Linked DNA regions of Mus musculus: all the other regions are linked to region 1. Evidence: chromatin loops called from intact Hi-C (ENCODE). Cell type or tissue: left cerebral cortex. All regions are shown on one strand. Region 1 holds the start of Nppc (natriuretic peptide type C). Region 2 overlaps Dis3l2 (DIS3 like 3'-5' exoribonuclease 2). Region 3 overlaps Dis3l2 (DIS3 like 3'-5' exoribonuclease 2). Region 4 overlaps Dis3l2 (DIS3 like 3'-5' exoribonuclease 2). Region 5 overlaps Prss56 (protease, serine 56).

Region 1 (4,000 bases):
ATGTTCAAAAAACTGGCAGACATGCAGGGCCCTCCTAAAGGACTGCACTCACGAGGGGCCTGGCTCTGATGGTCTGGGCAATTCTCCCTAACTCGATTCTCTGGCTGTTTCACAGGTGGTGTTCCTAGGGCCAGAGGCAAAATGTCCATTGAGGTCTTGGCCACACCCGAGTCTCTGCCAGTTGTATAATCAAAACCTATAACCATCAGCGGCAGTCATTATGACGATGCCTAGAGCCAAAGTCAACCTCTGCGTGGAGAAAGGGGCAGAGCCTCGGGAGTTTTCATCAGCATGAAGGATGAGCCTTGCACTCTTCCATAAGACCAAATGGGTGCTCTCCGCTGGCCAGCTCCACTGGGAGACTTCAGGTTGGAAGGACGATCTATCCTCTCACTGGGGCTGGCATAGAGGAGGCTGAGGCTTTGCCTTTATGCCAAGAGAACTTCCAGGAGGCTGATGATCTCCACTGGTCAAAGTGGAGGGGTAGGGTGTAGAAGCCTTAATTGTCTTGATTTTTCCTCAACATTCTCACTACCCTGTGCCCACAGATGCCTAAAGCACCTTCAGAGAAGCACATTCCAGGCATTTAACCGGAGGTTAAGTAACGTTGGTTTAGACTCTAAAGTCCTTTCTTGGCACATACATCGCAAACTGAAAATTCAAGTCCTCAGACTCCATCTCTTAGGTATTCATATGGAACATAGCAAAAGACCCGCCCATAAGTACTAGAATCACCGCTCTCCCTGAGTAGAGCAGAGACCTAACACCTCTGTGGAACTGGGGTGAAGCACGCAGCCTGTTCAAGACTCAGTGCAGAGAGGAGAGGGCCATCCGAGATCTAGAGCCAGGGCACTTGGCAGAGCTCCTGAACTGGGGGTATGTGTTTCTCTCGTCAGTGGCCAATATTTCCAAGATCCCTTCTGGGTATGATGTGGGCTCCTGAAGGTCTGTCACTTAAGTTACTCATGAATTAATATGGGGACACAAGTACACAGAGCACTGCACTTCTGCAAAGGTCTCTCATGCCTTTAAAAAAAAAAAGGCTCCTGTCATGTGATGGGGGAGGTGTTCCTACTCCTTACTGGGAAAAGAATGGCCACTGGTCAATCTTCCTGGGTTGGGGAGAGCAGCCTCCTCACCACTGGGGTGGGCTAGAGCAAGAGGCAAAGCCAAGGAACAGCAGAAGCCTGACTGTCAAGCACTTATCTAAGTAAAGTGTGTCTCATCACATCATCAGGGATAGAGAGCAGAAGGAAGTCAGGAAGGACCCAGCAGCTTATGAGGATGCTGGGAAGATGGAGGCTTCCCGTCTCCATGGAGGGGAAGGAGGCCAGAAATAGTTCAGAGCACCACAAGGCTGGTAAAGAACTCACTGTGGACACACTGAGTTTGAGGTTAGGTCACGAAATAAGCTTTAGCTTGTTCCTTTGCCTCTCTCTTGAAACAGGGTCACCAGCCTAAGGTTCATCTCGGAAGCCCCAGGGCAGCAGCATCAGGACCCTGGATAGACCAGTTTGCCCACAGTTGAGTTGAGAGCAGGGCTAAGATTCAGAATGCCCCAGGCAGAAGAGTGCCCTGCTGCTGCCACAGAGGTTCTCTCTACTAGGAGGGGGCAGGCATATCTGCATGCCTGCCTCACCTGAGGGACAACAGCCCCAGAAAGGCATCCTAGCACTTGACTGCTTGGCTGCTGGCACAGGGCTGGTGGTACATCTTTCTCTCCCTCTTTCCAGGATCTCTCTAACAAGTTTCCAGTTGGCTAGCTGGCCAGTGGTCAGTGGTGGGTTTGGAGGCTGGGACTGCATAAGCCTGTCTCTATTTTTCTAGAGGAAGCCAGATGGAGTACTCTAAGGCTGAACCTGGTCTCTGACCTGGCCCGTGTTCACTTTTTTGTTGTTGTTGTTTTTTAAATCTGTAAAATGGGATATGTGAGGTGGCAGGCAAATGTCTGGGTACACTTGATCCCATGCCTAAATTGGTTGGGGGAAGGTCACAGAACATAGGGATCAGGGAGGAAACCAAACAGTCTGCGAAGGACAGTGATAAGAGCTTGGCTCTCTTGGGTGCAGAGCTAGGCGAGCGGGGAGCGTCCGATGGTGTTACTTACCGCCGCCAGGGGTAGCTGCACTAACATCCCAGACCGCTCATGGAGCCGATCCGGTCCAGCTTGAGGCCAAAGCAGCCTTTGGACAAGCCCTTCTTGTTGCCGCCTTTGTATTTGCGCGCGTTGGGGTGCTCGTGCAGAAGGCGGGCCCAAGCAGCCCGGGACTTGGTGTCCACACGCAGGTCCCGGAGCAGTCGCGATCGGTCTCCCTTGAGATTGGCTCCCCCGCTGCCTGGAGTCTTGTCACCCTTTTTCTGATTGCCACCAGCTGCCTGGGAATCCGCCAGCTCCTCCCCTGGCGGGGTTCTCGGGACCTGTCGGAGAAAAGAGTGGACAGGTGAAAGAGTGCACCGATGTAGCATAGATGACTTTTACGGGGCCCAGAGTGGCGTGGCCCTTCTCAGCCATGAGCGTGCCTCCACCGATGCGGGACAGCTGAGTCCAGCATCCACCTGCCACGCAGCCTTCTTGCCTGCTCCTCCGGGGAGCCCATTGCTCTTCCCGTGCCGCAGGTCATGCTGGGCACATTGGGGCACGGGAGGTGTGCATGTGTCGACATTCTCCCGAGGCTGGGAAATGAACCCGAGAAGTCCCCGCTTTGAGGGAGCAAGTCCGAGGGGGTCTGCCTTTCCGGGTTCTCTGCTCCCTCCTGCGCACCACATCTTTCCACGCCCCTCACAAGCCCAGCGTCCCCGCGACAGCACCCACCTTCGGTGGTGTCCCGGGCTTGGCTTCAGAGGGCCGGAGCGAGAGTAGCGCGAGCAGCAGGGCGCAGGCGATCAGCTGGGAGAGGTGCATGGTGCCGATGGGACCGAGGTGTGCAGACGGTCTGCAGCCGGGACTGCCGGTGAGCAGTCGGATAGGCGGATGCGGAGCAGGATTGCCAAGCGAGCACAGGTCCTACTGCTGTGCGGCGCCGGCTGGGTGCGCTCTGAGTCCGTGGCTCCGCTGGAGCCTTTATAATCCAACCTGCCGCTGATGTCATCTTCCCGCCCACCGGGCCTCCAGGGCCAATGGCACAGCGCACGCGGCCGAATCGACGGCCCGGAGGGGGCCGGGAGGGGGCCGGGAGGGGGCCACGGGGGCTCCCTCTTCTGCTCCAACCCACATCCCACCTCCGAAGGAGCCGGCGGCTCGGCTCGCTGCGCTCAAAGCCACAAAGCGGCGCGCAGAAAAGAACTCCATTTGTAGAATGCGCTTCGCCCTAGTACTCAGGCTTCTAGGCGTCCCTGCGCTGTGTATCTGCTGCTCCTGATACGTGTCTGTACTCCTTCTGCAGGTGCAAAGGCTTAGAAGAAATGTCCTTTATGCAAAGTTACACAGGTTGAAAGTTGGTGCGGCCCAAAATCTACACAGATCGCTCTGTTTCCAAACTCTTCACAAATGCTGCCACGCGCTAGCCAGGGTGGAAGGGCTGACCATGTCTACACGCTCAAACATGGGGGCGGCAGAGGATGGGGTTAGTAGATCCCAGTGGGAAGTGGAGGGAGAGCTTGAATGTTGTAGCTGCAAAGGAGACTTGTAAGTCTCGGATACCCACGAGTGAGAGGATGTCATCAACCCACGAGTGTGAGCCAGGAGTTTGTGTGTGTGTGTGTGTGTGTGTGTGTGTGTGTGTGTGTGTGTGTGTGTGTTGGGAGGTTAGGAGGCAGGTAGCTTTCCTTCAGTGATGTACTGGCCCTTCCTGAAGGTGGAGATGTCCACTTTAGTGTCCTGAATACCCTAAGAAACTATGGGCAGTACTGGGTTTTAACCAGCTCCAAGCCTCAATAGGCCATCGCCATTGAGTTTGGGGTTGTAGTTGCCTTCTGGCTATAGGGACCGGGCCACTTATTTCTGCTGCACACAATTCCTCGCCTTGACCTGGAATCTTGGTCCATCGGACTCTAGGGAGCT
Region 2 (4,000 bases), 370 kb after region 1:
CTACATAGAGAAAGACACAATCTCAAAAAATTAGGTAAATAGCAAATAATAACCACATTTGGACACAAGTAAATAAACATGGCCCAGTCTGGGTCCTCGGATGGTAGGTGCAGTGTCCAGCAGCATAAGTTGTGTTGAGCATACTCACTTCCTAAGGTAAAGAATGCCTATAATAGTAATAAATTGACAGCAGTGTAAATTTGTATCTGAACCTTTCCCTTTAAGTGGTATCAGTACCGTTCTGGGCGGAAGCTTCCTTTCTTATGACATGGAATGTGCATCTCTGGTGTGCACTTATATATAGGTTGATTATGGCTTGCCAGGACATGAAACCCTGGCTCAGCTGGTCCCTGGGATGAGAAACAGCAAACCTTCCCCCTCTTTCCCCAGGCCTTGCAGGCCCAGACAGCAGGTAGGGACTGCTTGAGAGAGGGCTGCAGAGCTTTCACCGTGATGTCCTGGCTGACAGCCTCCTGTCACAGAAGAGTCCTACCCAAGACCTCCAGAGTTGTGGGGCCCCAGTGGCTCAGGCCTCCAGATGCTCAGCAGATGCCAGACCTGGGACTGAGGCCCCATCTCTGAGGGCTTGGCTTGCTGTTCTGGAAGGTGATCCTGGCTGTCAGCCATTCTTGAGCCCCTATTTAGAGCAGTTGTCAGGCAGTTGCTGGGATTCAGCTAGCTCCCCATCCCCAGCAGGGCTGAGTGATCTCATGCCTATGCGATGCTGTCGCCTGGGGAGGAGGTGCCCTAAGACTGAAGGCAGGTGCCCAGACCAGAAGGAGAGTCTAGGCCATGGCAACCCAGACAACCCTCAGCCACTTTCCCAGTTCCATACCCTAATGTGCTCCAGCCTGGTTCATTTGCCCTGGGATAGCACAAGGCATCATTTGAGTTTGGCTGCAAACTTTATGTGAAGTTTGCCCCTTTCCCCACAAGAGAGGAAAGCTCAGATTGATAAGCTCGCTTGCCAGAGACCCCACAGCCAACCGGTTTGCACAGAACCCTCAGCCCAAAAGGCAGCTTTAGCTAACGAAACAGCAACTGGCACTCCAGGGACCCCTGGACTTTGGGCCACAATTTGTAAACTCTCGAGCTATTCTTCCCAGAAAGTTCTTGGGTTCTAAGTGGCTTTTGCCACGTCCCAGGACTGGAACAGAAGAGTCTGGTGGCCCCCTGCTGATCACTGTGAGAACTGCACAAGGGTAGACAGGTGCCAGCAAGAGGGGCCTTGGCTAGCCCCAGGTGAGAGGAGAGATCTGTGCACCCCTCCATGGGTGATTGGCCCCACAGGGAATCTTAAGTTCAGTGGAGCTCTGGCTGCTGCTGGTTTGGCCATGTCTCAGCCTGTCAGTTCTAGATCTTCTAGATCCTGGGCCTCCTGGGAGTCTGGGAGCTCCTGGGCCAGAGTATCGCTGGGTCCTTTGTGATGTGCACATGCTTGCTCCTTCCCCTTCCACTTGCAGGATGAGAGGATTTTAAGATCATTTCCTCAAACCACCCTAGGACACTAACGAGCCTTATCCGCACCCAGAAGTGGGAACTTTGTTCCGTGCATCCTCTTGGTTGGTGACAGGATTTAAGTTAATGCTTTGCTCTTGACAGACTGTTGTGAAGAATTCCTAGGCTGATGTCTTAACTCAGAGGGAGAGAGGAAGCGAAGGGCAGATGGACAGGGGGTGCAGAATGGACAGATGGACAAGGGCTACTAATGGAAATAGGAATCACAGGCACCAAGGTGCCTGAACAAGGCCAGCCTATGCAACCAGAGTCATGCCAGATTGTGATCAGAGTTAGACATGCTCTTCTTTTCTCAAGGTCTTGGGCAGCTTACAGGGCTGTGCAGATGTCCATGGAGGATAAATTGTCAGGTCATGGTCACTGGAGAAGCTGCTTGCCTGGAGTCTTCTCATGCCTGTTTCCCATAGTGGCCCCTCCTTCACCCCATCTCTCTTCTCCCACCATGAACTCATGTGGAACAAAGCAGAAGAGTTCCTGTGGACCAGGACTCTGGATCATCCCATCAAAGTCTCTGACTTATAGCTTGGAGCATGGAGAAGGGTCCCTGTCCTGAGCCATTAGCCCACCCTGCTCCTGCCTGCCTAACAGCCTTATCCTCACAGTCCTGCTGTGGGGCCCTACTGCCACCTGCCGGCTTCATTTACAAACTGCAGTCCTAGTTCAGCCTTGGGATTACAAGAGACTGTGTACTCTGGTCAACAGGATTCTGAGACTGCACAAAGAGAACAGGTCTGGAAACAGTCCTGACTTCCCATAGCAGTGTCAGAGCATTTATTTAACAGTCTGAGCAGGGACAGACAGCATCCCAGCACTGTGGAGGTTGTGACAAGGTGAAGGATTATCAGATGTGTTAGTCATTTGTGTGGTGTATGTGAAGAAAGGAAAGCACCACTGTGTCTTGGACAGTTGATATTCCTGCTTGGTATCTGGCCCAGAACACATGTTCCCTCTGCCTTTGCACCAGCCCTGTGATCAGACATTAGCATTGTCTTACTTTGGGAAGGAAGAACAGGAGATTCACCAGGGGTTCCACAACAAGAGTGTGGTAGAACCAGCATTCAAACTGTCTCAGAGGCTTGGTGGTCAGTGATGGTGATTGTCAGTACTGATAAGCACAAGAAGGGATTGGGGACTGAGATAAGGGTGTCAGCCTAAAAAGCTCTGCCTACAAACTAGTGGGTAACACAAAGGCTTTTCTTCTTGAGCTGAGTCTAGTGAGTCCATGACAGAAGCCAAGTGTGCAGAGGCCCCCATGACTGGAGCTAGGCTTGCCCAGGCCCCAATGACAGGATCGGGTGTGCACAGGTCCCCATGACAGGAGCCAGGTGTGTCCAGACCCCACCTAGTGGGCTTCATGAGCCCCTTGTAGAGAAAGCTCTGCAAATAGGCACCTAGACAGAGCAGAGGCAAGCGTCTTCACAGCAGGTCCAGTCTGGAGAAGGAACATTCTCCTATATGTCTGATTTTCCTTCTAAGAACTTGTCTAGATGACAGATCTGACCAAGCAACACTACTCAGCCTCCAGTAGAGGGATTTATCCCAGGTTTCCTCAGACACTGGCAGACTCTCAGAGCTGCCTCAGTGGGAGAAGAAGACTAAGGCTCAACATGCAGCTTGGGGTGTCTCCTCGAAGCTGAACAAGGTCTCTAATGGCTTTTGCCTTCCCAGGGAGCAAGCTTTTTCCACACAGGACATGCTGACTATAGTAGTATCAGGATGTACACACCTGAAAGACTTCATGTTCAATCCACTTATTCACCAAGGGAGCCCCAAGGGTCAGGGGAGAACCTGCCTGCCCAGGATTGAAATACAGGTAACTAACTTCAGGGCTGGTTGACTCTGTCTCCTGCTGTGCCTGGCTTCCTACCCTTGACACACTTCCTCCATCTTCCATCAGTCCCCACCTCTTCTCACTAGGGCCTTGACATATTTTCATCTTCCTATTTAGAGCTTTATCCCCATGTACTTAGTTACTTATAGTAATTCTAATTACACTGAAGTGAAGGAAAATAGAATGATAGCTCTTCTTACAAGTGAGCCCCAGAGGAAGCCCAGCAGGTCTTCTTACCAGAGATCATTACTGTGTATCATCTCTGGACCAGGCATGACCTGAGAGCATCCCCATTTAGTGAGAAATGAGACAGGAGACCACATACACATTCAGACCAAAAGAGAAAGTCATTATTGACAGGTTGACTCTAGGAAATCTGAGCATGGAGATGAAAGAGAAAGAGCAGAAGAACTAGTTTGATCAGGTCACAGAAAGGTTCTTACACTGAGAACTAAGGTATTAGAGAATCAGCTGAGCCAAGGCCTTGGGACAGGGGCAGTAGCACCTGTCTCCAGGATCCCTCTAGTTACTGTCTATCCTCCACAGGCTTGTAGAGGAGTTCATGCTCCTGGCCAACATGGCGGTGGCCCACAAGATCTTCCGCACCTTCCCTGAGCAGGCCCTGCTGCGCCGGCATCCCCCACCACAGAC
Region 3 (4,000 bases), 250 kb after region 1:
AAAGAGCCAAGTAAGTTCAGAGCCAAAGGTGGTAAATCAGGTGGGTGATCAAGGTGGGCAATCCAATTTTTTTTAAAGAACTATAATTATAAAGTAGTAAAACTGTTTAGCATGGTGACACTGTGTGAATGAGTGCATAGAGTCCTTTAGCCTGTGCAGAAAAACGGTCACCTGTGGAAGCAACTGACCTTGTTACATAGTTCCCCTCCTCATGCTTCAGTGCAAGTTGCCTGTGTTTCTGTTGCCCAAGGGGTGTCTTAGTGGAACTATCCCAAAGTTTATATATGTGAGAATCAAGTGTTTCAAACTGTGATTGTTTAAACAGTTCTCCTGTGGTCTTTCAGATGTAATTAGAATTCCTAGGATAGGAGTGTTCCCACAAGCATAACAATACTTTAAATGTGTGTTCAATTATCCTTTTCTATAGTCATATTTAATCGTTTCCTTTTGAAATAGTTACTTTGAAAATATTAAATCACTCACACACTCTCAGATGTTTCTCAAACCTAAGGCAGTACTGGGTGCATAGTGGGCACTCATTGACACCCCCCCCTCCATCTTTTCTGCTCTTGTGTTTGACACACAAACCAACGGGGGGAAAATCAGTTCCCTGGTAGATCATCTCTGTTAATAGTTGGCCAAAAAAAAAAAAAAAAAAAAAACCAGGGTTAAAAAAAAATGGACATAGGCAAAAGTTTGAAGTTTCCTGTAGCCTTGGTAACGTGTTGCTCACCGAAGCACATCCCTTACTGAAAGTCTATCTTATACCTTTTATTCACATGTATTATACTAATCAGTAAACCAGTATGGTGGAACACATTTATGGCTCAGACAAATGCAGGGTCACACAGCTGCAAGGAACAGAGCAGAAACTTGAATTCAGACCTTCAGGTATGCAGTCCTGGCATCTCTCGCCTCTGATCCTCATGTCTCCACCTTCATGGCCCATGTCTACAATAAAAAGAGCAGTCTGTCCAGAAATGCTTCATCTTCCCTCCCTCACACTGAGAAAATAGAAATTAAAATCTTTTTTACTTCAAATTCCTGCTGGCGAAGAGACTGGTGTTCTTGCATTGTGCTTTATGGAATTCAAATGACGAAAGCAGTAGTTTTAAAGTTGACTTGTTTTTGAAATGGAAACCTGACCTTACAGTTCATCCATGCCCTCCCTCTGCCTCCAGCACCTGGAAGGCTCACGCTGCTCCCTGGAGTGGGTGGTGTGGAAGTGGTGACTGTAACATCCTGTCATGGCTTCCTTAATGAGAAAGCATGAGAGAAAGCTATGACAAGTTTGCCATTCTAGGAAACTTTCCACAGCTGCTGCTTTAATTAAAACTTTCTTGGGCCCAATGAACAGAAACCACTAGAGCTCACTTAAGCAGAAAAGGGAATCTGTTTTAAGGCTTCTGTAGTGCCTTTCAACCAAAGGGCAGGGAGCTTAGGAATGCAATGAGGCAGGAACCCAGAAACTTCTTGTGGCCTCTTCATGTTCCCTTCACCCAGAGGAACCTCCTTTGCCTCCTGGTGGGAAGATCACTGTGTTGTCCTGGCCTATCCTCCCAGAGGCAGACTAGTTTCTCTCCTCCTCAGAACCCCACTCTTCCATCTCTCTTTCTCTGTCCCAGTTCTAGACTCTGTGGCAAGGCTCAAACTGTCTCAGCTTGGGTTCAGTGCTGATTCAGGAGAGGTCTTATAGAGCGAGCAGCCTACATACCCACCATAGCTGTGCTCACTCCATATTGTTGGTTTTGACTTTTTGAAACGGGTTCATTCTTGTAGTGCTGGCTGGTCTAGAATTTCTCACTCCTATCTTTCTCAGTCATGCTAATTATTGATTTCCATGCCAGGAGTTGGAAACTTTAATTAATTTTGATGTTGTAGGGATCAAATACATTAAGAATGGAGAGTTTAGGAGATAGAGAGATAGCTCAGTGGTTAAGAATGTGCACTGCTCTTGTAGTAGACCTGAGTTCAGTGCCTATGACCACACTGGATAGCTTACAACTACTGTAACTCCAGCTCCAAGGGATCTGATGCCATCTTCTGGTGTTTAGGGGAACCTGCACTCACATCTGTGTAAACGCTCACAAAGATACAGACATACACATAATTAAAAATAATAAAAACAAATATTGAAAAAATCTTTTAAAAAAGAATGTGGAATCTAAAAGTAACATTGGCTTGATTTCTCACTTACCACTTCCTATGTGGCCCGTGAGGGTTTATCTGAGCCTTAGCTTAATATATATTCTTTCCCATGTGTTGTGTTGACTTTTAATAATAACATATATAGTACTTAGCTTGGAGACATGTATCCAATATACTTGATCAAATATCGTTTCTTCCTTCTTTCTAAAAATCATTAATATAAAATATCATACCAAAAAGACATATTTAAGTTGCACAGGGAATAACTCCTTCACATGCCTTCTCACTGCCCTCACACTGCTCTCACACTGCCCTCACACTCCTTCACACTGCCTTCACACCTCCCTCACACTGCTTTCACACTGCCCTCACACTGCCTTCACACTCATTCACACTTCTTCACACTGCCCTCACACTCTTTCACACCTCCCTCACACTGCCAACACACTGCACTCACACTGCCTTCACACCTCCCTCACAATGCCCTCACATTGTTCTCACACTGCCTTCATATTGCCTTCACACTTTGGTTATAAACCCTCAAAAAAAATCTCTAGGAGAGCCAGCCCTTCTAAGTAGTGGCTGGAAGCCCCAGGGCATTACCAGACATTGTTTCACTCTAAGAGATCTGCTGGTGCATGAGGTATAAGCTCAGTTGGGGCTGGAAAGATGGCTCAGCGGTTAAGAGCACAGACTGCTCTTCCAAAGGTCCTGAGTTCAATTCCCAGCAACCACATGGTGGCTCACAACCATCTGTAATGAGAGCCAATGCCCCTTCTGTTGTGTCTGCAAACAGTGTACTCATTTAAATAAAAAGTCATTTGTGCCACCTCTAACCTTTGTTCTAAAGGTTGGAATTGATGAAAAGAGCACCCAGACAGGTTAGCTCACACACACACACACACACACACACACACACACACACACACACACACAAGCACACACACAGAGGCACACACTAGAATAAAATAAAAAAAAATGTCTTAGTGAGATGGTTCATTGGATTAAGATGCTGCTAACCTTGCCAGCCTAAATTCAGCCCATGGAGTCTTCATAGAGGAAGGAGAGAACTGACTCCCACAAGCTGTTCTCTGACCTTCACACTCAATGCCATGATATGTTTATACTCAATATAACATAAATAGAAATGAAGTTATAAAGATGTTTTTAAAAAGAGAAGAGCCCAAGAGAATTAATTAAATCACTTCTCAGCCTTTTGGTTAAAATTCAGTGAAAATTTAACTCAGCAAATACTATTTCTAGTATATGTAAACAGACACTAAGAACTAAAAACCATTTAAGTGGGGAAGCAGTCTTTACAGAGAGAACTAAGTATAGAAAAGAAGAAAATGAATTTCTACATATTCCTTTCATTCTCTCTAGATGTTTGCACAGAGCTGGTTCACCAAAGTCTGGGGATAGTGAAGGCCAGTACAAATGTGGACGCCTTTTTGTTATCAGTGGCCTAGTCCTAACAGCGCAGCCCAGCCACTGCCCAGAATCAGATGCAAATGCTGCAGTAGGAGAACAAAGATAACCAGTCCAGTCATCCCAAAAGACACTGGAGACCGCTGACTCAGCTGTGTCTTCAGGAGCTTCCAGGTTATATAAACCAGATAATGGGTAGGAGAGTGAATATACATCATTTCTAATGTAGTTTTGACCAAACTGTAGTCTGATTGATCTTTACAGTTAATCTGGGCGTTGTCTCCTTAGGAAGGGCGCTGATGCATAAGGCATAAATAGATTAAGCTCTTGATCAAAGCAGCCCGGTTTTTGTTTAGTTATCCATGGGCATTTAGTCGAGCAGCCTCACAGTCCTAATTACAGTCAAGTCAGGGAGACTCTTACA
Region 4 (4,000 bases), 190 kb after region 1:
CATACGGCTCCAAGGTTTTGCATACTATACTTACTCGAAGAGACTCTCACCACTTGGTGAAATAGTCAGCTTTTCAGTTCAACTTAGTTGGCCATTCAAAAAAATCTTAGCTTACTCTCAGGCCTCCTTTGGGGTTTTCACATAGCTTCTAATAATTTCACTACTGTAGCTCAGATACTGTTTGGATTACAATCACTTATTTGATATTTTACTTGGCTATAAGCTTATTTTAACCAAAAATACCTTAGGATAAAGCTGGTCAGATGATGAGGTTGGACTGAAGGTGACTTTCATGTCTGGAGCTAGGTTGACAAGGAAATACAGGGAATGAGGGAGGTTTGGATTGGAAAATAAGGAGACCCAAAGTTCCATGACATCAAGGTCAGTGCACGGTAACAGTGTATGGCATGTGTACAGATCAGGTGGAGGCTGTCAGTGTTAGGAAGTTCCAACATTTAGCAAAAAGATTGAAAAGAATATGAACATTTATAGAACATATGACATCAGTAGCTTTGGGAAGATCACAAGGAAGCCATTGGTCTTGGCTCCCATGTGCTGTAATTGCCTCCTTGGCGTCCCCTGTGACACTGGCACCCGAGTTTAAGGGACGCTCAGAAGCTTTACAGTTTGGAGACCCGTGGTCTTTAGGGTTTTATTCTGTCTTGATGTTGGAATTGTCATATGGAGTCTCACTTGACTTTACAATATATCTACTACCTTTAGTGAATTATTAGGCTTGTAATTCTGTCTGAACCCAAACAGTAGTCTTAGTGAGCCCTTGCTGGCATTTCGGGACCACTGCTTTTTGTCATAAATCACAGCATACTTAGTACTTTTAATATTTAGTAGTGGACTCTTGTCCAGAATAACCAAAGAGCGGCATTGGCTTCCTCTCTGGAATGATTTGCAATTATGTAATGAGATTTACAGTTTTAGGAACTCCTCAGCTCTCTTAAATCTTCATTCCCTTTTGAAACTCTCATAGTGACATTCATAATGGTATTTCTTAGACCTTTGTACAACCTACTACCAAAGCTCTAAAGATCACTGTCTTAGCCTCATCCCTTCTATGATGTCGTGGGCACAAAGATAGCAAGGTCACGTCCTCCTATGTGTTGTGGTTTCTTTTCAAATAATATAAGGATAACTCTTGAAGGAAATGAAAGGGTTTCACAGTAGCTACTGTGAGGAACAAATAGTGTTTTGGGGCAATCCTGAAGGCTGAGGCTATAGGACAGGAATTGGTCTAGAACAAACTGACATATTACTTAGATTATTTAGCAAGTTTTGGGGACTTGGAGGGGAAATGAATAGGTCAGCTCAGGTTCAGCAAAGATGAGAGCCTTATGGTTGAACTTGGGGCTGTCTGGGCTTAACTCAAAGCTATTGGAGTGAGGTGGAGAGAATGGATTGCAGCATTGTTCATTTCAATGAGGGCAGCAAAGTCCTCTGAAGCCAATGGCTAAGCAACATAGAAGAGAGGTTCTGATTGCCGTGGTATGCAGTGGAGAAGGTTGAGTGGGGTCTGCCTGAATCTCTTTATCTCCTAGCTTTTCACCAGGAGTGTTTTTTGTTGTTGTTGTTGTTTTGGTTTTAAAAGAGCTAGTCCTCTATAGTCACCTGATAGAAGCAAATACTTCTACTAGGTTTTGTTTTGTTTTGTTTTGTTTTTTTGAGACAGGGTCTTAGCATATAGCACTGGTGTCCTAGAACTTGCTGTGCAGATCAGCTGTCCTCAAATTCAAAGAGATCCACCTGCTTCTGTCTTCTGAGTACTGGAAGCAATGTCATGAGTCACCACATCTGGCTTCTGTTTGGTTTGGAAGATACTGAATTTCTTTAGGGAATAGATAAAAACTGATGGTGTGGCTAAAATTACTATATATGAATTATTTAATGTTAGCAGAAAAATGCAGTGGTGACCAGGCCCTTAGATAAAGCAAAAGGCAGAAATTCATGCTACAGAGGAATTGTTTATAAGATTAATAAACAGAGAAACAACTTTTTGCAACCTCCCTCCCCCATCTCTCTACAAAGTGGGTATTTCACTTTCCCAAGAGCACATTTCTTATTTAAATAGTCTTCTGAGGGAGAGGCTGAGTTATATGAAACAGTGAGATTTTACAAGTCCTTTTCTGAGTTGTGACTGTACCTTGGTTAAGGGGGGTGGGGAGAGCAAATCAAGCTGAGGAGGGGGCTCTTTTTTTGTGTGACTGTCGGGCTCCACCTGGTGGCCTGAAAGGATCAGTTTTGGAAAAAACGAAAAACAAAAAAACAAAACAAAACAAAACAAAAAACAAACCTGCATCTTGCAGAAGTCAAGGGACTGCAGGAGAATGGTGCTGCTACAGGCCTCTAAATGGTTGCTTTCCCAGAGAGCCTCATCACCAAGCCTGTAGTCTGGGTACAGGAGCAGGAGCCTCTGAGTGCTTTAATACATGGAGGCACCCTCACCTCCAGGAAGAAAAACAGTTGCTGGATTAGATATTGTTTGGATAATGGGGACATTATCCAAACAACATCCTAATCTGGCTGAAGAGAGTATGGGAGTTCTCCTGGATTGATAATTCTGAGCTGCTGCCTATGATGGAGCCCCCAGCCCCCAGTGTCTGTGTTCTAAGGTAGATGAGGCTAGTTCTGCAGGCTCATGATGCCAAGGAAGAAGGTGCCCAGAGTCAGGCACTGGCGCTGCTTCCCCTTAGACAGAAAAAAAGGGTCAGAAGCCAAGTCAACCCTCATGGGACTCAACTCCAGGTCTCTAGTTTGTAGACCTCAGCACCATGATACACACGTTGCAAATTTAATAGGCCATTTAGTATCAAAAGGTCAATTATGTAGCACCTGGAATTTTTCAGCTGTAAGAATTCTCTGGGTTCTACAAGACAGTGTTAACTCAAAAAAAAGTTCTATTGTCCATTTTAATTTTTTTCTTCTGAGAAATTGGTTTTGATGAACCCAAGTCTTAAGTTTCTCAATAATGGAAAAAACAATCTCTATAAAAAAAACATCCTGCCAAAGTCACCACCTCTCCTGCAGTTCCTAATGCTCCTGCTTACAACGCATTGGTGTGGGCTCTGGGTGGTGCCAGCCTTTCCACACACTGGGCCTGCCTTTGGCCTCTAGCTGCTCACTTTGTGACAATATTGATTCACACTTTTGCTTCAAGACCTTCCCTAAAATCATTTGATATTACTACAGCTCATTTCTAGTGCCAGGCACAGAGGCAAGAGGATCAGAAATTCAAAGCCATGGTCAACTACATATTGAGTTTGAAGTCAGCCAGGCCTGCATGAGCCTCTATCTCAACAAACAAATAAATACCACCACCACCCCCCAAAAAACCCAAATCAAAATCAGCAGTAATCTTACTTCCTACCCATTCGTGTATGTTTTTACTGTTAAAACATTTTCCCTAAGATCCCCATTCGTTAGTGCTGCCTTTTGCTGTGTCACAGAACTGATTCAGAAGAGAAGGTAACTTACCTTCTACTTCTGATTATAGAAAGCACTATGAACAATAAATATATGACCACAGACATTGTTGTGTTTGCCACATCTTGAGTGGCAGCCAGGTTTCGTATAGTTACTGGTGTTCTGGGCCCCAGGATCAGCCTGGGTTTGTTTTCCACTTGTGGCTTCTCAAGCCTGTGATACCATTTTATCTGCATGGAGTTTACAATATGGGACATGGGTCATTATGTATGGGAATGTTTATTTAAGGGTGATAGTAAAATACAAGAATGTGTGGCTTGTACATAGACTAACTTTAAGGTTGGCATTCAAAAAATATTTAATAGAGAAAAGAAGACAAGCTACCAAGGACACTAATATCGGGCGTGTCTTACTGATAGAAATACAAAACCCAAACATACTTTTCTTATGTAAAGAGGCTGATTTGAAGGACTGTCTCTGTTATAGCCTCCTTTGTCTGTAACTGGTCCCTTTCCTTCATAATTTTGTCATTTCCTTATCACTTGGGGCAGCCAATCCGATGCTTCCC
Region 5 (4,000 bases), 520 kb after region 1:
CAATGACCTGGCCTTGGTACAGTTGTGGACGCCTGTGAGCCCAGAGGGGCCTGCGCGCCCCATTTGCCTTCCCCAGGGTTCTCGGGAGCCTCCTGCCGGCACCCCCTGCGCCATTGCAGGCTGGGGGGCTCTCTTCGAAGGTATTGCCAGTTAGGGCCTGGATAAGCTAGCTGCAAGGGGTAGTGAAGAACCAATGGGGGCGGGGCTAGGGGTGGTGGAAGTAAGCTGAAGAGGTGGGGTTTGGAGAGACTAGAATGATGCTCCATCGCATAAACCACGAGGAATTAAAGAGGGCAAGTGAGAGGGGATCTCGAGGCGCAGCCTCTGCCTTCCAAACCCAGACCCCTTACATTCTTTCCTGTAGACGGGCCTGAGTCTGAGGCAGTGAGGGAGGCCCGCGTTCCGCTGCTCAGTGCAGACACCTGTCAAAAGGTCCTGGGGCCTGGGCTGCGGCCCAGCACCATGCTCTGCGCTGGTTACCTGGCAGGGGGCATCGACTCATGCCAGGTATGAGCTAAAACTGACAGGGGGCCCTGGGTGCGTCTCTCCCCTTGGCAAGATAACCCTGTTCTCTCTGGGTCTAGCTGAAAGCTCCTACCTACCGCTAAATCTTCCTAAATAAAATGGAAACAAGTAGTAATCACAGACGCAGCCAGAGCCAATCCTTCCCTACCAGGTACTAGGCAGATATAATTCGATCGATTGTGAATGCATTGCTCTCTGTTGGCTCTGGTCCCTTAGGGTGACTCCGGGGGCCCTTTAACCTGTTCCGAGCCCGGCCCGCGCCCCAGAGAGGTCCTCTTTGGAGTCACTTCTTGGGGAGATGGCTGTGGGGAACCAGGGAAGCCTGGGGTCTACACCCGTGTGACCGTGTTCAAAGACTGGCTGCAGGAGCAGATGAGCGGTGAGCATCCCCTAGCTAATGGTACCTCGGATAGGTCTGGGCAAGCCGGTTTCCATCCCGCTACTCGGGTCTCTGTGGAGGAGCTGCGGATGAGTGACTTGTAGATCCACATACAAGGGGTGATCTGGCATCTGCTTGCAGCGGGCCCCTCCACTCGCGAGCCTAGCTGCAGAGAACTTCTAAATTGGAACGCTCGGGAAGAGGAGCCGTTCACGGACGCCCCGGGCCTCTGTGCCTTCTATGCGCGCCAGTGCCTAGGGTCCGAGAGCTCCTGTGCGCGCCTAGCGCTCCAACAGTGTCTGCAGCGCAGGCGACGGTGCGGTCAGTCCTGTTTACCCCTGCCAGGGTGGGGGAGGAGGAGTAGGGGTGGGAGGTTGGAGGGTGGGGGTGGGAGATGGGGTGCGAGCCCCACCATTCGGTGGGCCCCTTACACCTCTAAACCGCTCGCAGAGCTACGGTCACTGGCGCACACCCTGCTTGGTCTGCTGCGGGGCGCCCAGGAGCTGCTCGGCCCCCGGCCAGGATTGCGGCGTGGAGTCTCCGCGCCCGCTCGCTCCGCGCCGTCGCTCCAGGAGCTTCCCGGTCACAATCCCCGAGAACAGCGGTTATACTCAGGTATCCTGAGTGCCCCCAGCCAGGCCTAGGCCCCAGAGTCTCGGAATCATGTAACCTCTCCGAGGCGTGCCCACTAACTTCCTGTGGTCTCCTCCAGGATCGCGAATTGCGGGAACCTGGCTCCAGAAACCAAAGCCGGAGCGGCGCCCGGAAACAAAGGGTAATGTCGCCCCCTACCGGCCTGCTGGAGAGGAGCGGCCAAGAGGCTGTTTCTAGAGAGAAGCTGGGATTGTCTGCTAGAAAATTCCAAATGACAACAGAGAAAACCGGCGCTCACTCCCTCTCTTCCAGGAAAACAGATTCCTTTTTAGGGAGACATGTGGCACTAAGTCCTTGATGGTGTCAGAGGCACACAGCCTTGCATGATCACGAAACCTCTGCCAGCCTCAGTTTCCCCATCTAGAGCACACAGTTCTCTCATAGTCTGGGGATCTCCCCTTCTTGCAGGCTGCCCTGGGCTGGAGCCTCTGCAACAGAAGTTAGCGGCTATTCAGCGAGCGCATGCTTGGATCCTACAGATCCCAGCTGAGCACTTGGCCATGAACTTTCATGAGGTAGGTCCCCAGGCTGCCCAGGCTCCTTCACAGTGGCCTGTGAAAGCTGACCTGACTGGAGCTCAGTAGAAGGAAGAGACAGGGGGATCCAGCCTTTCCGGGGCGGAGTGGGGGTGAGGGTGAGCTGGAATAACAGGTGGCTATGAAGATGGGAGGTAGAGAGGTAAGAGTGGAAGGGCTCATTAGAGCATTCGCCTGATCTGGAAATTAGATGGATTTCTGGGAGATGAAGGGGCAGGGCAAGGCTCTAAGTAGCTTCCAAAGCTCCAGGAGGCAAGAGCAACCCTCAGGTCAGAAACCCTCAGGAGTGGTTTTTTGGGTCCTAACCTCCTCCCTCTGCAGGTGCTGGCAGATCTGGGCTCCAAGACACTGACAGGACTCTTCAGAGCTTGGGTGAGGGCCGGTTTGGGGGACCAGCGTGTGGTCTTCAGTGGCCTAGTGGGCTTGGAACCTTCCACACTGGCTCATAGTCTCCCCCGGCTACTAGTGCAGGCCCTGAAGGCCTTCCGCTCAGCTTCCCTGACAGAAGGAGAGCCCCAGGCACCCTGGATAGGTGCTGATCAAGGACAGAGGCTGGGAAAGGAGCGCCAGGGCCAACTCCAGCCTCCTGTTCCCTGAACCAGGCAACCCTGTGATGGTCACACTGTCCTGGGGGCTAAAGCGGTTGTGTGAGACATACAAAGTCTCTCTATTCCAGTTGATCTTGGATGTGTGGATAGAGTGGGGATCCTGGATCTCACTCATCTTCTTCAATGTGTCACCAGACACGCATGGCTGCTTTAATAAATGTTATTTATACTCTACATAAAATCTGGAGCTTTCTTGGGATGGGAAGGGGCTGGCATTAGATGGGAGTAGGGCAGGGGCCAACCTCGAAGAGCAGTTAACAGAGACCACAAAGGAGCTGGAAGGAGCCAGAAGTGGTGGCTTGTGCTCGCCGTGCTAGCATTCTGGAGACTGAAGCAGGATTGCACTGAGTTTGAATGTGAGCTACATAGTAAGCTCTAGGCTAGCCTGAGCTACAAAATAAGAGCACCCCTTACCCCCCACACACACACACACACAAAGATACGAAACCAGGGCCTGGAAGAGATAGCTCAGTGGGTAAAGTTCTTGATGCATATGGATCTGAGTTCAAGACCTCAGAACCCAGGTAAAAGCCACAGGGGCAGAGTACACCTGTAAACCACAGCCCTAGCTAAGGAGCATGGCAGTGAGGAGCAGACAGACCTCGGGCGTTCACTGGCCACTCTAGCTGCTCCAGGCGAGGTCCAGGTTCAGCGAAGAGGCCCTGTCTTGAAAAATAAGGTGGAGGAGATCAGCTGGATTTCAGCAGCAGCAGCAGCTCCAGAGCCTCAGTCCTTCTGTGGCTTTCCGTGTCCCCCTCTCCCTTTCAAAACCGTAGCTTCTGGTATGGCTACCTCAAGGTGATCGGTGACGTGCAAGTGATTTAGTACGCAAGTCAACCGCGCCAAGGGGAGCAAAGAGAGAAGCTGTGCTTCTCTGCCTGAGTGAGGACCCGGACACCATCCTGGAGCAGAGCAGAAAGATTCAGCAGGCGACATGGCCCAAACCTATGACAAGACCCTGCCAGACCAGGCTGCCACTCTGCCCTCAATGATGCAACCTATGAGACCAATGACAGCAAGAAGGATGCCCTGAGGTTCATCTCTTGGGTCTCTAAGAGAGCCCCTGCACCCTCACATATGAGCAAAATGATCAATGTCTGCTCCAAAGACACCATCAGGAAGCTGACAAGGTCCAGCATGAAGTACAAAGAGCTCAGCCACCACTGCACCTTGGCAGACAATGGTGACAGTATTGTCCTCTCCCTGGAAGCAAGCAAGCCTTTATGAGGCCACCTCCAAACTTCTGCTTAGAACAAAGAATAGGCTCAGACTTGCCAGTGCATGCTGCAGTCGGCTCC

What was found. Hi-C counts contacts between places; a loop is a spot of excess contacts. Peaks named below come from ENCODE experiments on the same cell type or tissue, not always from the same donor. Only the 100,000 strongest peaks of a DNase experiment are listed, where the experiment ranks them.
Region 2: a loop joins it to region 1, with 6 times the contacts of the local background. A loop is called at or near these places in 28 of 42 quality-filtered maps.
Region 3: it touches region 1 in a loop (2.3-fold over the local background); 3 of 42 quality-filtered maps call a loop at or near these places.
Region 4: a loop joins it to region 1, with 2.4 times the contacts of the local background. A loop is called at or near these places in 4 of 42 quality-filtered maps.
Region 5: it touches region 1 in a loop (3-fold over the local background); 18 of 42 quality-filtered maps call a loop at or near these places.

What each region holds. Positions count from the first base shown.
Region 1 is chr1:86,667,537-86,671,536 of GRCm38, forward strand. It overlaps Nppc (natriuretic peptide type C), which reads right to left and starts at 3,037. Exons shown (of 3, transcript NM_010933.5): 1 at 2,813-3,037; 2 at 2,108-2,418. The coding sequence starts at 2,902. The coding sequence ends at 2,128. In left cerebral cortex, CTCF peaks have their summits at 2,116 and 3,017; DNase peaks (open chromatin) are centred at 2,152, 2,553 and 3,054; H3K4me3 peaks cover 1,810 bases; H3K27ac peaks cover 1,150 bases.
Region 2 is chr1:87,040,122-87,044,121 of GRCm38, forward strand. It overlaps Dis3l2 (DIS3 like 3'-5' exoribonuclease 2), which reads left to right. Exons shown (of 21, transcript NM_153530.2): 15 at 3,896-4,000. Among named protein-coding and RNA genes, the nearest start is that of Gm28375, 25 kb to the right of the region's middle. In left cerebral cortex, CTCF peaks have their summits at 1,187 and 2,149 (motif pointing left); DNase peaks (open chromatin) are centred at 1,158 and 2,145.
Region 3 is chr1:86,912,871-86,916,870 of GRCm38, forward strand. All of the region lies in intron 9 of Dis3l2 (DIS3 like 3'-5' exoribonuclease 2), which reads left to right. Among named protein-coding and RNA genes, the nearest start is that of Gm41909, 13 kb to the right of the region's middle. In left cerebral cortex, a CTCF peak has its summit at 2,060 (motif pointing left); DNase peaks (open chromatin) are centred at 1,242, 2,598 and 3,741; H3K27ac peaks cover 1,566 bases.
Region 4 is chr1:86,860,901-86,864,900 of GRCm38, forward strand. All of the region lies in intron 8 of Dis3l2 (DIS3 like 3'-5' exoribonuclease 2), which reads left to right. Among named protein-coding and RNA genes, the nearest start is that of Gm41909, 65 kb to the right of the region's middle. In left cerebral cortex, a CTCF peak has its summit at 2,238 (motif pointing left); no DNase peak of the experiment used is centred here.
Region 5 is chr1:87,185,530-87,189,529 of GRCm38, forward strand. It overlaps Prss56 (protease, serine 56), which reads left to right. Exons shown (of 13, transcript NM_027084.2): 6 at 1-140; 7 at 365-507; 8 at 742-904; 9 at 1,046-1,225; 10 at 1,355-1,519; 11 at 1,617-1,679; 12 at 1,967-2,073; 13 at 2,416-2,876. The coding sequence ends at 2,691. Among named protein-coding and RNA genes, the nearest start is that of Chrnd, 3.1 kb to the right of the region's middle. In left cerebral cortex, a CTCF peak has its summit at 1,704 (motif pointing left); DNase peaks (open chromatin) are centred at 1,102 and 1,692; H3K4me3 peaks cover 739 bases.